Regions from separate parts of the Mus musculus genome. Here region 1 is linked to region 2. The links are chromatin contacts, found by Hi-C or POLR2A ChIA-PET in ENCODE. All regions are on one chromosome and are shown on one strand. The core of a region is the stretch at or near the end of the contact, and the rest is flanking DNA. Distances in the headings are between cores, read along the strand shown. Region 1 holds the start of Ints10 (integrator complex subunit 10). Region 2 holds the start of Csgalnact1 (chondroitin sulfate N-acetylgalactosaminyltransferase 1).

What was found. A loop is a pair of places that touch in the nucleus more often than their neighbours do. ChIA-PET counts read pairs that join two places held with the same protein, here RNA polymerase II (POLR2A).
Region 1: a loop to region 2 is called in a map of T-helper 17 cell, with 2.4 times the contacts of the local background. The contact joins the promoter of Ints10 here to the promoter of Csgalnact1 in region 2. A Hi-C loop is called at or near these places in 1 of 37 maps with a recorded cell type or tissue (T-helper 17 cell). POLR2A ChIA-PET finds 5 or more read pairs at or near these places in 1 of 5 experiments (embryonic stem cell).

What each region holds. Positions count from the first base shown.
Region 1 is chr8:68,791,920-68,798,890 of GRCm38, forward strand. Ints10 (integrator complex subunit 10) reads left to right here and starts at 2,010. Exons shown (of 17, transcript NM_027590.4): 1 at 2,010-2,229; 2 at 2,692-2,759; 3 at 4,798-4,901; 4 at 5,840-5,979. The coding sequence starts at 2,101. It also overlaps the pseudogene Gm15549.
Region 2 is chr8:68,731,200-68,737,626 of GRCm38, forward strand. Csgalnact1 (chondroitin sulfate N-acetylgalactosaminyltransferase 1) reads right to left here and starts at 3,947. Exons shown (of 10, transcript NM_172753.5): 1 at 3,827-3,947.

The DNA of each region.
Region 1 (6,971 bases), core at 760-3,259, 59 kb after region 2:
CCATGTGGTTGCTGGGATTTGAACTCAGGACCTTCAGAAGAGCAGTCAGTGCTCTTAACTGTTGAGCCATCTTTCCAGCCCCTTTGGTTTCTCTTTTTTGTTCTTTGCCTTGTTTAGTCTGACACTGCCTACATAAACCAGGGTGGCTGAGCCATCTTTCCAGCCTCTTTGGTTTCTCTTTCTGTTCTTTGCCTTGGTTAGCCTGACACTGCCTAAATAAACCAGGGTGGCCTTGAAGTGACAGAGGTCCACCTGCCTCTGTTCCAAGTACTGGTATAAAAGGTTTGAGCCACTATGGCCAGCTAAATTTTCAGACTTCCTTTAAAAATTCAGGATAACCAAACTTGAGTTTGACATTTTTTGGTGTTTTACCTAAAACGACACCCCTCTGTCTCTGCACTTTTTGAATCAGCACACTAATTCACCACAAATTTTTACTACTTGTTTATAAATTATTCATTAGCAAGCCTGTATTTTTACATTTCTATAAATAAGATCGATATAAAACAATAAAGGAACTTAAAAGAAAGTTCATTCAAAGCTTAATATGAATGAGATGGTTTGGCCAGGTCTCACCTTGCCTTGGATGATATGTTCACGGTAGGGAAGCCACCTGAGCTTCTAGGATCACAGAACAAAAGAGAGCAACAGATCAATGCATTTGCCAGCATAGACATCGGGTAGCTGGGCTAGAGAAAGGTTGGGAAACCTCTTCCATAAAGACCAGGTATTATTTCATTCTTAACTTGAAGGTTACTGGAGCTTCAAGTCTTCCAGGCTTAAAGATCCCTCCTAAAAAGCTTATCTGGAAGAAGACAGTTAGGTCAGATATCAGAGATGATGTAGATGTTTATTGCCCCAAATAGTTTTGTTTCGTAGCCTATGTCCCTTCTCTTCACAAATAATCTTTGACATAAACAAAGCTTCATCCAAGAACTGCAATTCACTATTGTAATGTTTATATTCATATTTATTTTTAATATCTGTATTTTTTACTTAAATAAGTAAATTCCTAATTTCTTTGTTAAAGAAAAAAAAATTAATCAGAACAGGCACATGTCCTTAATTCCAGCACTTTGGAGATGGAAGTCAGGAATCAGGAGTTTAAGATCATCCTCGTATACTTGCCAAGTTTAAGGTCAGCTTGGGCCATGACCGAATGTCTCAAAGGAAAAAAGAAAAGAAAACCAGCTCTGAATTCTTCGATGTCCTGGTTTTAAGTGGCAAATGATGGCTACAGTTGATAGGAACTATATACAAACACCTATAAGAAATATATATATATACATGCACTTAGACGGAAAACCAAAGCTAGCAATTCACTTTCCGGACACTTCCAATTCAATAAATGAATATTGCCTTGTCAACAGAACAGGGGGACTGTTTTGTTATTGTGGTTGTTCAAATGCAAAACCAAAGCCAGGATTTCGGTACCGATTTATACTGCAGCTATTTTCCATTGTTCAAATGATCAAAGTTTTTTTGTTTTTTTTTTGTTTTTTTGTTTTTTTTTGTTTTTGTTTTTGTTTTTTTTTTTAACTCTTGCAGAGCAGGTGGTTCGGACATCCAGCCGAGCATCTTCTAAATGCTAATTTTTCCGTATAGGAGAAAAAGAATAAGATTCAGGCGAAATAATGCCTGGGGCAGGGGCAAAGATGTTGGCAAAGCTCAAAAGCAACAGGCGATCCAGGGTCTTTCCGCATGCGAGGGTGGGGTCGTCTTGCACAGTCCAGGCCCAGCCCTCCGCGACACTTCGAAACTACACCTTAACCCTGGGCACCAGGTTTATTTACACCGAAGGACCGCCGCTCCGTGTCTGAGCGTGTCGCGGACCTTCAAACCCGGGCTGGAATCAAAGGAGAACGCAAGAACCTGGAGCACAGGGTTGCCGACTCTGACGCTTACTCCCAGGCGGTCAGCGGCGCGCTACCATCGACGGATGGCAATCCGAGTAATGAAAATCCAGGTCTCCGTAGTTTCCATAGGACTCTACAGAACCTCTGCGGCCTGTGGTTGGCTGGTCTCTGGGCATGCGCAGTGGCCACCTGGGGGTTGGCGGCGCCCTAGTGTCGCCTACTGGAAGGGCAAAAACCCGGGACCATGTCGGCCCAGGGCGACTGTGAGTTTCTGGTGCAGCGAGCCCGGGAACTAGTGCCCCAGGACCTGTGGGCAGCCAAGGCATGGCTGATCACGGCCCGCAGCCTCTACCCGGCCGACTTCAACATCCAGGTGAGTCAGACCCGGCGCGTCCGCACGCGCGGAAGAGAGCGTTTGGCCGAGCCCAGTGGCCCTGGGCGCTTTGCGCGGCCGCTGTCCCCCTCCCCACGTTGCTCCTACCCTGCTCCACAGGACAGTTGACCAACCTTTTCCCCAGCACCTGCAAAGGCGGAAACCATACAGTAAATCCGGGTCTGGTTGATCCTGTACAGTGCATCTTTGCCACTAGGGCCCAGGGCATTCATTCATTGATCATGGTAGCAGCCATCTGTTCAGTTGCTGCTTCTTTGGGGACGTTTCTACTCCACTTGATCCTAGAAGCCCTGCAGATGGGGTGAATTCTGGGCCACCAGGCTCTCATTTCCCTTCGTGGGTGTTCTGGGTGAAGGCCCACCTCTGAGCAGTGCTGCAGGTGGGCTGGAGCTGGACCAGCTACCACCGTGGAAGCCGTTGACCCTGTCTGCCTTGTTTCAGTATGAAATGTACACCATCGAACGGAATGCCGAGAGGACTGCCACCGCAGGGAGGTTGCTGTATGACATGTGAGTTAACTGGGATCGTTCTGGGAGCTATTGTTGATATCTGAAGGGGTCCTCTTCAGATATGAACAATTGATAGTAGCAGTCGGGGCTCTGCAAGATCATCCTCTTCCCTGGTACCCAGAATTCAGGCCTTAATTGCCAACAGGCGTTCTACAGAGACGACTTTTTAATTCTTGTATTTTAATCCCCAAATTTGTAGCCAGTGATTTATCATAGGCTCATTACAAACATTCAGACAGCAATTGATAGAATGAAATGTGAAATCCCTTCTAACCCAGAGCTAAGTTTTGTGTGTCTCCATATGTATACATACATACACTGGGTAGCTGATAAAAGCGAGGCCATTCTACCCTGAAGTGTACTTTCATAACCCGCTGTTGTGGACCCTCTGGGTCTAGTCTATAGAGACAACTGATGTTCTTAATGGCCATGTATCATTTTCTGGGTGCATGGTTAATTTCCAATTTATTTATGTTTGGAATGTCAGTGAGTAATTCTGCACCCATATTTTGATGTTTTGTAGCTAAGGGATATGTACAATTCATCATCTATCAAATTACTCTTTAAAAAGGATAGCCTAAATATCTGTTTCCACAAATTATATATATGTATGTATATATATATATATATATATATATATATATATATATATATACATATATATTTATATGTGTATATATATGAATTGGCAGTTTTCCACATTTTTGCCAACCTGTATATGTTCATCTCCTCCACCACCACCACCCCTGTTTTTCCTTTTCTTCCTCATGAGACAGAGGAACCTCACTTTATTGGGCAGGGTAGTGTTGAACTCAGACCCACTTGTTCCTCTTTTCTTAGCTGGGACAGAGGCTATGCCGCCACACCCCACCTGTATCATGGGGAAAATGATATCTTACTATATCATTGTTTCTTTTTTTCCCCCGAGACAGGGTTTCTCTGTATAGCCCTGGCTGTCCTGGAACTCACTCTGTAGACCAGGCTGGCCTCGAACTCAGAAATCCGCCTGCCTCTGCCTCCCGAGTGCTGGGATTAAAGGCGTGCGCCACCACCGCCCGGCTACTATACTGCTGGTGCCCCTCATACGAGTGTCGCTGCGACTGTTCTCTTTGGTTATTTCTGGCCTGTGGTTTACCTTTGTGAGTTTTGTTCTTGTTTTTCTTGTTGTTTTTAATAGAGTGTTATTTTTTTCTGTTGCTGTGACTGATAGAAAGCAGCTCAGAAAGGAAGGGTGTGTCCTGACTCAGGTTTTAAGGATACAGTCCATCCTGGTGGGGAAGGCATAGCAACAGGAGCTGGAGCTGACTGGTCACAGTGTAAACGGGTGAATGCATGAAGGCTCTTGGCTTGCTTTTGTTTTCTCTTTCTGAGACCACGTCTTTTGTGTCCTCTAGATTGCTGTGGGTTCAGATTTATTAAAGTATCTGAGGCCAGGAAGTGGTGGCGCACACCTTTAATCCCAGCACTTGGGAGGCAGAGGGAGGTGGATTTCTGAGTTCGAGGCCAGCCTGGTCTACAGAGTGAGTTCCAGGATAGCCAGGGCTACACAGAGAAACCCTGTCTCGAGAAAAGAAAGAAAGAAAGAAAGAAAGAAAGAAAGAAAGAAAGAAAGAAAGAAAGAAAGAAAGAAAGAAAGAAAGAAAGAAAGAAAAGAGCCGCTCCCCCCCCCCCAAAAAAAAAGTATCTGAGGATGACCTTGAACCTCTGATCTCATGCCTTTATGTCTCAAACACTGTGACTACTGGCATTCACCGCCACACCTGTGCTGTAGAATACAGGATTGGAACCCAGGGCTTTGTGCATGATAAGCAATCAGTCTAACTGAGCTACATCTCCAGCCCCTCATTCACAACAATGTCTAAAGATTTTTATGAGTACTCTCAAATTTTTCAAACTGATAGATTATTTTTGTGTATTTCTATCCTTTGTTCAGACATATGTAATCATTCACCTAAAGAAAAATGGGTTTCTCTAAATGCTATTGTTCTTCCTTGTTTGAGTTTCACATCTTACTTTAATGCATTCATTTTAAAAACAGGTTTGTGAATTTCCCGGACCAGCCGGTGGTATGGAGAGAAATCAGCATCATCACGTCAGCATTGAGGAACGACTCACAAGATAAGCAGACCCAGTTCTTACGGAGTGAGTACAGTTCCGGTCTAATTATAAATGGCCACTTCTGGAATAGTGCGTCTGCCACAGGCATCTCAGTCACACCTGTCATAGTGAAACCCACTTTACTTTTTATTCTAGGCAATGAAAGTCCACAGTGATATTAACTGGTCCTTTTATCATTTACTTAGAACACTTTGTGCCTGTGTGATAGTCATCTGTCAATGAGATCAGAAGGTTGAGTGTATTTTGAACATATTTTACATATTTCTGATGATGAAAACGTCTATAGATAATGTCTTAGTTAGGGTTTTACTGCTATGAACAGACACCATGACCAAGGCAACTCTCATAAGGACAACATGTAATTGGGGCTGGCTTACAGGTTCAGAGATTCAGTCCATTATCATTAAGGTGGGAACATGGCAGCATCCAGGCAGACATGGTGCAGGAGGAGCTGAGAATTCTACATCTTCATCTGAAGGCTGCTAGCAGAATACTGGCTTCGGGTATTAAAACCAACACCCACAATGACACACCTACTCCAGCAAGACTACACCTCCTAATAGTGCCCCTCCCTATGCCAAACATATACAAACCATCACAGGTAAGCCAGATAGAGCTTCACAAGAGAAGAAAAAAGCATCAAACTTCTGTGTTGATTGTGATAGCTCCTCAAAGACTCCCAATTCTAGATAATTAGCAAGCGGATGGTGTTGGCCATTTCAACTTAAGCAAGTTCATGCTTAGGATAGTTAGTGTAGTCAGTGGTGATGGATTCTGCCCCCAGCATCATTAGGCCTCCAAATGTTTCATGGTCATTCAACAAACAGCTTGTGCCAAACACTCTGGATTTCAGAAGTATGCTAGTTTGCAGATGAATTCTGAGTACTTTATGAATGGAAAGATGCCTATTTTCTTTGTGGGGAAAATAAGAACAAACTTAACAGGTGAAATGTTGTTGACAGGTTTATTTGAAACCCTTCCCGGTCGGGTCCAGTGTGAAATGTTGTTGAAGGTGACAGAGCAATGCTTCAACACGCTGGAACGATCAGAAATGTTGCTGCTGCTGCTGAGGCGTTTCCCTGAGACAGTGGTGCAACACGGGGTAGGCTTGGTCTTTCCTGTTCTTTAAGAAAAGACAACAGTTGCTTAGCAGTCATCTCCCCAGCTCATTACACATTTCTAGAAGGCACAGTTGCCACAGGCCTGCCTGGCCTTAAGGGCTGAAATGGGACCTAGCATTGGACGAAGGCCAAAAGACTGATGATCTCCAGCCTGGTAGGAAATTTAACTCTTTCTTATTGCTCTGTCCTAAAAAGTTAGCTATTTCTTACTGTTCTGTGCTTTGCTGAAGAAACTTAAATCTTTATCTCTCTTATTATTTACTTTATAATTCTCTGTGCTTGAGTAAGCACTGGAAAACTTAACTCGTACTTTACAAACTTACTTTATAATTCTCTCTGCTCGAATAAGTGCTGGAAAACCTACCTCTTACTTACTTTATAAAGTTACTTTATAATTCTCTGGTCATGAACATATGCTGTGTAGCAGCAGGGAATTCAGTAGAGCATGTATTGCTAAGGCTCCTTTCTCTCTTGCCCAGAAGCCTCCCCTCTTGCTGACCAGGTGAGAGGGAGGCTTGGAGCAATTAACTTTAGGGAGCCAGGAAAGACATGCTTACAGAAGGGAAAACTTTTACATAGGCAATAGGCACAGAAACATACATTTTTATACACATACACAGACATGTTCACATATTTTGTCGGGCCTGGCCACCCGTCTCAGTCTCATCCACTCCACAAAAATTCATGCATACTTACATACACACACACACACACACATACATGGTAGATGGAGCAAAAGCCCCTACAAGCAGGCTTCATTGAGTAAGCACCATCATGGAACTCAGTCATTCTGGATGAAATATAAGCTCTACCTTTATTGCTCAGAGAACGAAAAACTTCTTCCTTTTTATTGAGTATGAAAAAGCCCTGTAACCTTGTCAATTAAAAAAAAAAAAAGCTTCAGTTAAGAAAAAACTGTCTTTTTTTTCCTCTGGTACACCACCAACTGGCTGTCACCCCACCAGTAAGGTGT
Region 2 (6,427 bases), core at 2,697-5,196:
CCAAAACTAAATCACTGTGTTCTGCAGCAAGCCGCGTGTCTATCATTTTGGCTGAGGCTCAGCTTCGGTCTTGGGAAGGGGAAGGACAGGCTGAGAGGTGCCAAGCCCTTCCCTAGCTGGAGGTTAAAACCTCTTCTGGTTCTAGAACAGCATTCCTTTGTACAAACAGGATCTGCACAACTCTTTGATATGCCAGAACCCTAAAAGCAATCCAAAGAATTCCGCTTAATCAGGGGGAGATGATAATAAACAACCATCTATGGCCCCTTCACAGTTAAAGTTAGTCCTTTTATTTTGTTCCTTAGCCACAGCGTGATCTATACCTTCATTAAAAAACAACAATCATATCACCTTGCCTTCAAATCACAACATGAGGACATCTGAACTTGATGTTTGTAACGTTTCTGAATTCAGAAAGGCTCTGCTAAATAAGAAGAGAAAGCCCTTTGTGAGAACTGGGGTCTCAAGGTGCTAACTTCTGTTACCTTAGCCGATGTTTCAGTGCAGAGTAGAAGTGCTTAGTTTCTCAGACTAAATTAAGTCTCACTGAAAACCTGAAATTTTTCTCTTATTTATTTGCAAACAGTATGACGATATTGGGGACAATAATGCCCATTTACATATACTGTCAGTGCTTCTTTTACCAAATAACAAGATATATCTAGGAAATAAAGACACCTTTAAGTTGTCCAACAAATATTCTAAAGCCCAACTAACTTCATTAAAATCAGAATATACAAGAGTGTTTCAAAACCCGTAGCTGGGAGTGGTAGCTCAGGGACCACTGCAAGGTTGCAGCCAGCCTGGGCTTCATACTTGAGGCTCTAACTTCAACCAAACTTCTCACACAGAAGATACCCTGAGTGCTACATTGTAGAATGTAACAAGACATCTTAAAGGCAAATTTTAATGTAGCTCCAAGAAGAAAAAGAGGCAGAGAAGAAGAAGGGGAGAGGGTAGGGAAGGGAGGAGCTCCAACTCGCTATATAAAAAAGGCAATTCATATTATTTTAGTCCTACAAGTATCCGTTTAGAAGAAAAAGCTATTTAAAATACATTGAAAGATTAAGTGAAAAAAATCCACCAAAAACAGATGGACAAACACACACACACACAGAAAGAGAGAGAGAGAGAGAGAGAGAGAGAGAGAGAACATTAAATTCTACATCTGAATTGTATATTTATTTCCTAAATTTAAAAAAACCTCCATATTTGAATATTATAATATAAAAAGTTTTTAAAAAAGCCAAATTTTTAAGTCTCTAAAGTTATGTTTTAAACCACATTGATTCCATCAAAGAGGGGGCTTTCACTGATCTCCAGGCCTTTTATAGTCCTTTTTATATGCACGTCCTTCTCTGATGAAGAACGTTCAAGTTCTTTGCTACTGAAAGGACAGAAGGATGGGAACATATGACAGCCCAGGGTAATCCAGTGTACCAAGGAGGCCCCTAGTGGCAGAGCCACTACTCTGAGACCTCAGCTATTACAAGTTTTATAAGACCACTTTATCATGAGGCCCAAATCAATAGGTAATAAAGTCTACCTGAGCTCAGCCTCTTTAGTACCTCTGTTAGCCTTAATATATGGTAGGGCTATAATTTACAGTCCCAAGGTCCCTTCATCAGGAGTACACGAAGAAGGATGTGAGCTGAAGAATAACTTCATTGCACTGTAAGCTTCAAATCAGTAAAGGTGTAGGAAGTCCTTGCTGCTTGCCATTGAATGGCACAGGGTAAGCAAGAAAGGCAACAGCCACTCACAGCTTACTGTTTCTTCTTTGGGTGTGGCATCATCTTATTTAGCACAGAGCTGGGAAACAGGGAGACTGGGAAGTCCACTTCATCATCCCTAATCCTGATGATGGATTCTCAACCCAAAGAAACCCATGAAGCACTGCCTACTACCATTCTCGAGAGAGCCAACATCCAAGCAGGGAATATTATACAGGAAATCCGATGGTCTTCAGTGGTAATGACCTCATGGATGGATGCATAGATGGAGCATGAATCAACAAGCAAAAGATCACATAAAAGAAGGAATTATTATTGTTAATGCTTTAAGTGTCAAAGCATATCTAAAAGTATTTAAGAGAGGCAAAGGATAGCATTTGGGAGGGGTCTACTGTATCTCTGGGTGCTTAGAAAAGAATGTTATTTCACTCTGTCAAGTATTGTTATCAAATGAAGAATCTTGAAACCATTTAATATGTGACTGGCCCTGGGTCATGCAGCTAAAAAGTAGGATGAACCTCTTGGATGCCAGTTCTCCGAAACAGCAAACACAATCTCACAATGATGTAAATGGGTGAATCTAAACAATGGATATTTTTTTTCTTTGAAGCTCGCTAATATGGCTTGCAACTAGATATAGGAGATCTGAGACAAGAAGATGGAGAGAAATTAAAGTAATATCTCGTAATTTGGAGTGACAGCAGGTGTGTCCCAATCTGCAAAGTTCAAGCTTGACAATTACACCGTGCTAATTATTCAGACACTAATCACACAAGAAAACCTCAGTGCTTTAAGTACGTTCATGATTTTGTCTTAGGCTGTTTTAATAGCTGTTCTTCACCCTACGAAGCTCACTTCCTGAGCTCACCCTAGTGAAGCACATTGGACACATCCATTAGGTAGTTGATTCAATGCAGAGGAGTGATCATATATGTATTAGGTTCCTACAATGGGAATTGCCCATCTCATATTTTCTGGAAGCTCAACACATAATCCCTCTGTTACAGCAATCCCTCTTCTGTGTGTTCAGGTGACCTTTTATGCCTAGAGAACCAGTTACTCTCTGCCTTACACTTCTGTTTCCAAGTTTGTTAGACTTCTCTCCACGCAGCAGAACCCATAGTTTATTAATGCTCAAGGACCATAATAATTGGAGCTCTCTTGAACAAAAAGTGTCAACACAATCCAATAAACCCCGTGGAATTGCTAGGGTTTACTAGATATTTAAATTCTTTATAAATATAGAATCGTAGTTAGTTGTCTTTAATGACATTTAAGTCAAAACTGTGCCAAGTCGTTGCAATCTGAATAAAAAATGGATTTTGCAAAATACAGCCATCCGATCATTCATTACTACTTCATTTTTAGCGTCCACTGAGGATATGTACAATAGTGTTAACGTCTTTTCCTCCATAACTTCAGAATCACTGACGACAGGGGTACAGGTGCAGGAAGTGTGGCGGAAACAAACAACTTTGCCTTCGCCCAGCACAGCTTTCCTTTTCCTCCAGCCCTCGGAATGCCCCACTGCACCCCTAGACCATTCCCTGGAAGAGCTTCTCCCCGCCCCTGGCACATACAACTGCATGCAGTCACATGCAGATGTGAAGACCCTTGGGATCCAGAGAGTCACCATCGCGGCGGCACAATGCAGGGGAGCGTGCTGCCCACGGGCCACCCTCTTCATCACAGCAAATACAATCCAAAAACAGCAAACTAGAGGCACCCGCACATATGCCAAGGCTACTTTGAAGTGGGGTTTCTGGAGAGTAAGCCAACAGCTGGGGGCTCAATTACCGCTGAAGAAGCTGAGCTGGCCGTGGGGTGCGGCACGGGACCCTCGCGCGTCCACCTAGAGACACCGATCCCTCCACGCGCCTCGCAAGGGCTACAGAGGGCAGTGATTCCGGAGTCCTCAGCCCTAGGACAGCAGTGGTCTCTGGAAGCCAGCGGTGCAGGCGTCCTCCCGGCTGACAGAGAGCCACCCTGAGGTCGAGGTCGGGGGCAGTGGCGCGGACTGGAAAACGGCAGCGACACGCCCGCACATAGCGGGCCACACCCGTCCAGCCCTCAGGGTAGGGACCCCGACTTACCCCAGGCAACACTGCAGACAGCGGAGCCGGATCCCTCGGCTACGCTGCTCCCCTGCTGCCGCTGAACTTTCCCTCCTGCGAGGCGGCCCTGGGCTCGGCTCCACCTCCAGTTCCAACAGCCGCTGAGCCTCCAGGGACCCGGAGCAGTAGGGGGAGGGGGAAAGCGGGGAGCGCGGGCTGAACAGCGGCCAAGCACAGCGCCGGCCTCCGAGTGGGAGCCCGAGGAGCCGAGAGCTGAGAGGTGGGGGTAGCGTGGGCCTCAGGGCTGGGGTCGTGTATGGCTGCAGTCATCTAATTCCTCCAGGGCCAGTCTGCAGTGCGTCCCCGCTCCAGGTCCGAGCAGAGCAGGGTGCCCTGGTTGAGAGACTGTCACTGCAGGGAGCATGAGTGGAGAGCAGGGTCTCCTGTACCGTAGAGACTTCAAGTGTGATTGATCACCAACATCAGAGAAGTTGGCGATAGAGACTAGGGCACTGTTGGAAGTTGCGCCCCAACAGAGAGGGGGCATCTATCCTACAAGTTCGTCCCCACTCCCCAACTCATCCCCGAGGCATTTGCGCTGCTAGGACTGTCCTAATGGCTTGCCTCCAAAACTTCTTACACTCTACTTGAGAGAATTAATAAGATAGTCACTGTTTTGGGTGCCCTGAGTTGTAGTAATAAGGCCTTCAGTAAGAAGCTTTTATTTACAAAAGATCAGAAACCCCTTTAACCCTTCAGCCCCAACTGTGGCTAAGCGATGTCTGTAAGGACCTCTAGCGGCCACATCCCTACATCAACTCAGCTGAGATTCGTGGAAAAATAGAAGAATCCGTGTTTGCCAAATCACAAAACATACAGTGTAATTTTTCTAGCTGCATCAAAGTACTGCATGATAGGAAGATAACAAAGAGTTAACACTGCATAGATATGCACGTACATATGTGGACATCAGTTATTTCTCACAGATTAGCTCCTAGCATCCTCAAAAGGCAATCATATGGCAATTTCCATTTGCAGATGGACGTCACTAGGTGGAAGTCAGGGTTTTTTGATTTCACACTTAGTAGGTAGTCGGGCAACTTCTTCAGAGCTTTTGTCCTAACTGCCACTAAAGCATTCCTGTCTTCATCTACTGATAGGTTCTTCTAGTTCTGATTGCTTTCACCTACTGAAGTAGCTCTCATCTCTTTACTCAATGGTGTCTCCAGAATCATGTAATAAAGTTATACATAGGTTTTAGTTTGGAAAAATGGGCTAGAAATTCTGAGTATGCCATGGCCCCAGCACAGACATGCCCTGCAGGCTATGTGAAAGATAGAGAACATACTTTATATCTTGCGTGCGCCCGACTCAACCAGCAAGAATGACGCTGCAACAGGATCCTTCTGCACACGTTTATTGGGAGAGCTTGATTGCAGAAGCAAAGAGACCCCAAGCCCAGAACTTGTGCTGCTTATATAGGCCTAGGAGAGGCGTGTCTCACACCCAGATTGGTTATGCACTATACCTCATTTGCATGTTCCTCATCTGATTGGTTACTCTCTCTTAGTACCTCACAGAGTCTCATTATCATACCTCATTTGCATGTCTCACATCTGATTGGCTATACTCTCAAAACCTCATTATCATGCCCGGGCCAGGCAGTATCTTGGCAAAAAACTTTACTGCATATGTACACATTGGTTGTTTGTCCAAACTTATGCATGGTGGCCAGCAGTAGCCAGCGCCACTCTGCAACGGCACATGTGGCTTCCCACATTTATAGATACAATAATCTCTATTACTCTAAATAGAATAAAGAAGGGGACCACTTAAGGGTCGACTGTGGTTCCTTTATGGGTGTTTAGCATGTGGAGGTGCATCAGGTCACCACTTTCGAACGTCTCCCACTTGGATATTGGCTCTGGGGTATTGCAGGAGATACCAACGCATATGCCAGTGTGTCACTGCATGCCAATTGAAAGCCAGTTTTCCGGGACCGGTGTCCTTCTGTTTTTAATAGCTTCAATAGTATATGAAAAATAATTGAATTGAGAAAGTGATAACGCAATTAAACTAAGTAACAGCATCATTAAGAGAAGATACCTTTTCCTGGGTGAACAAGAGAGAAATTTACAGTGGATTATCTGCTCAGGAAGTTCTCTTACAGAGTTCTGTCATGTGGACATTTTATCTCCATCATCAGGAGAGGCAGCCCCCGACAAAACTGAACAGTGAAACTAGCAGAAAGATGGATTTCCATGCATGCCCTAGAGCCAAGGACCAGAAAGGCTGGGCAGAACACTAAGCCTAGATGTAGTTTCTGTTTTATTATTTAGAGACTCAGTCTCATGAGTCCAGGATGATGTCAAACTCATGGTAGCCAAGAACCACTTTCAACCTATGATCCTCCTGCCTTGGGCTCCTGAGTGCTATGATTACAGACATTCACTGTAATGAATGTAAAGGTCAGCGTTGGATGAAAAAATTAAAAAGGAACAAAAAGAGAAGACATTTTGTGTGGCCTCCTGGGAACTAGGATTATAGACATAAACCTAGCCTCGCTAAAACCAGTTTCTAAGATTTACTACCAAAAAGGAAAAATTTACTACTTGGATTTTAGCTTGTACCTGAAATGTT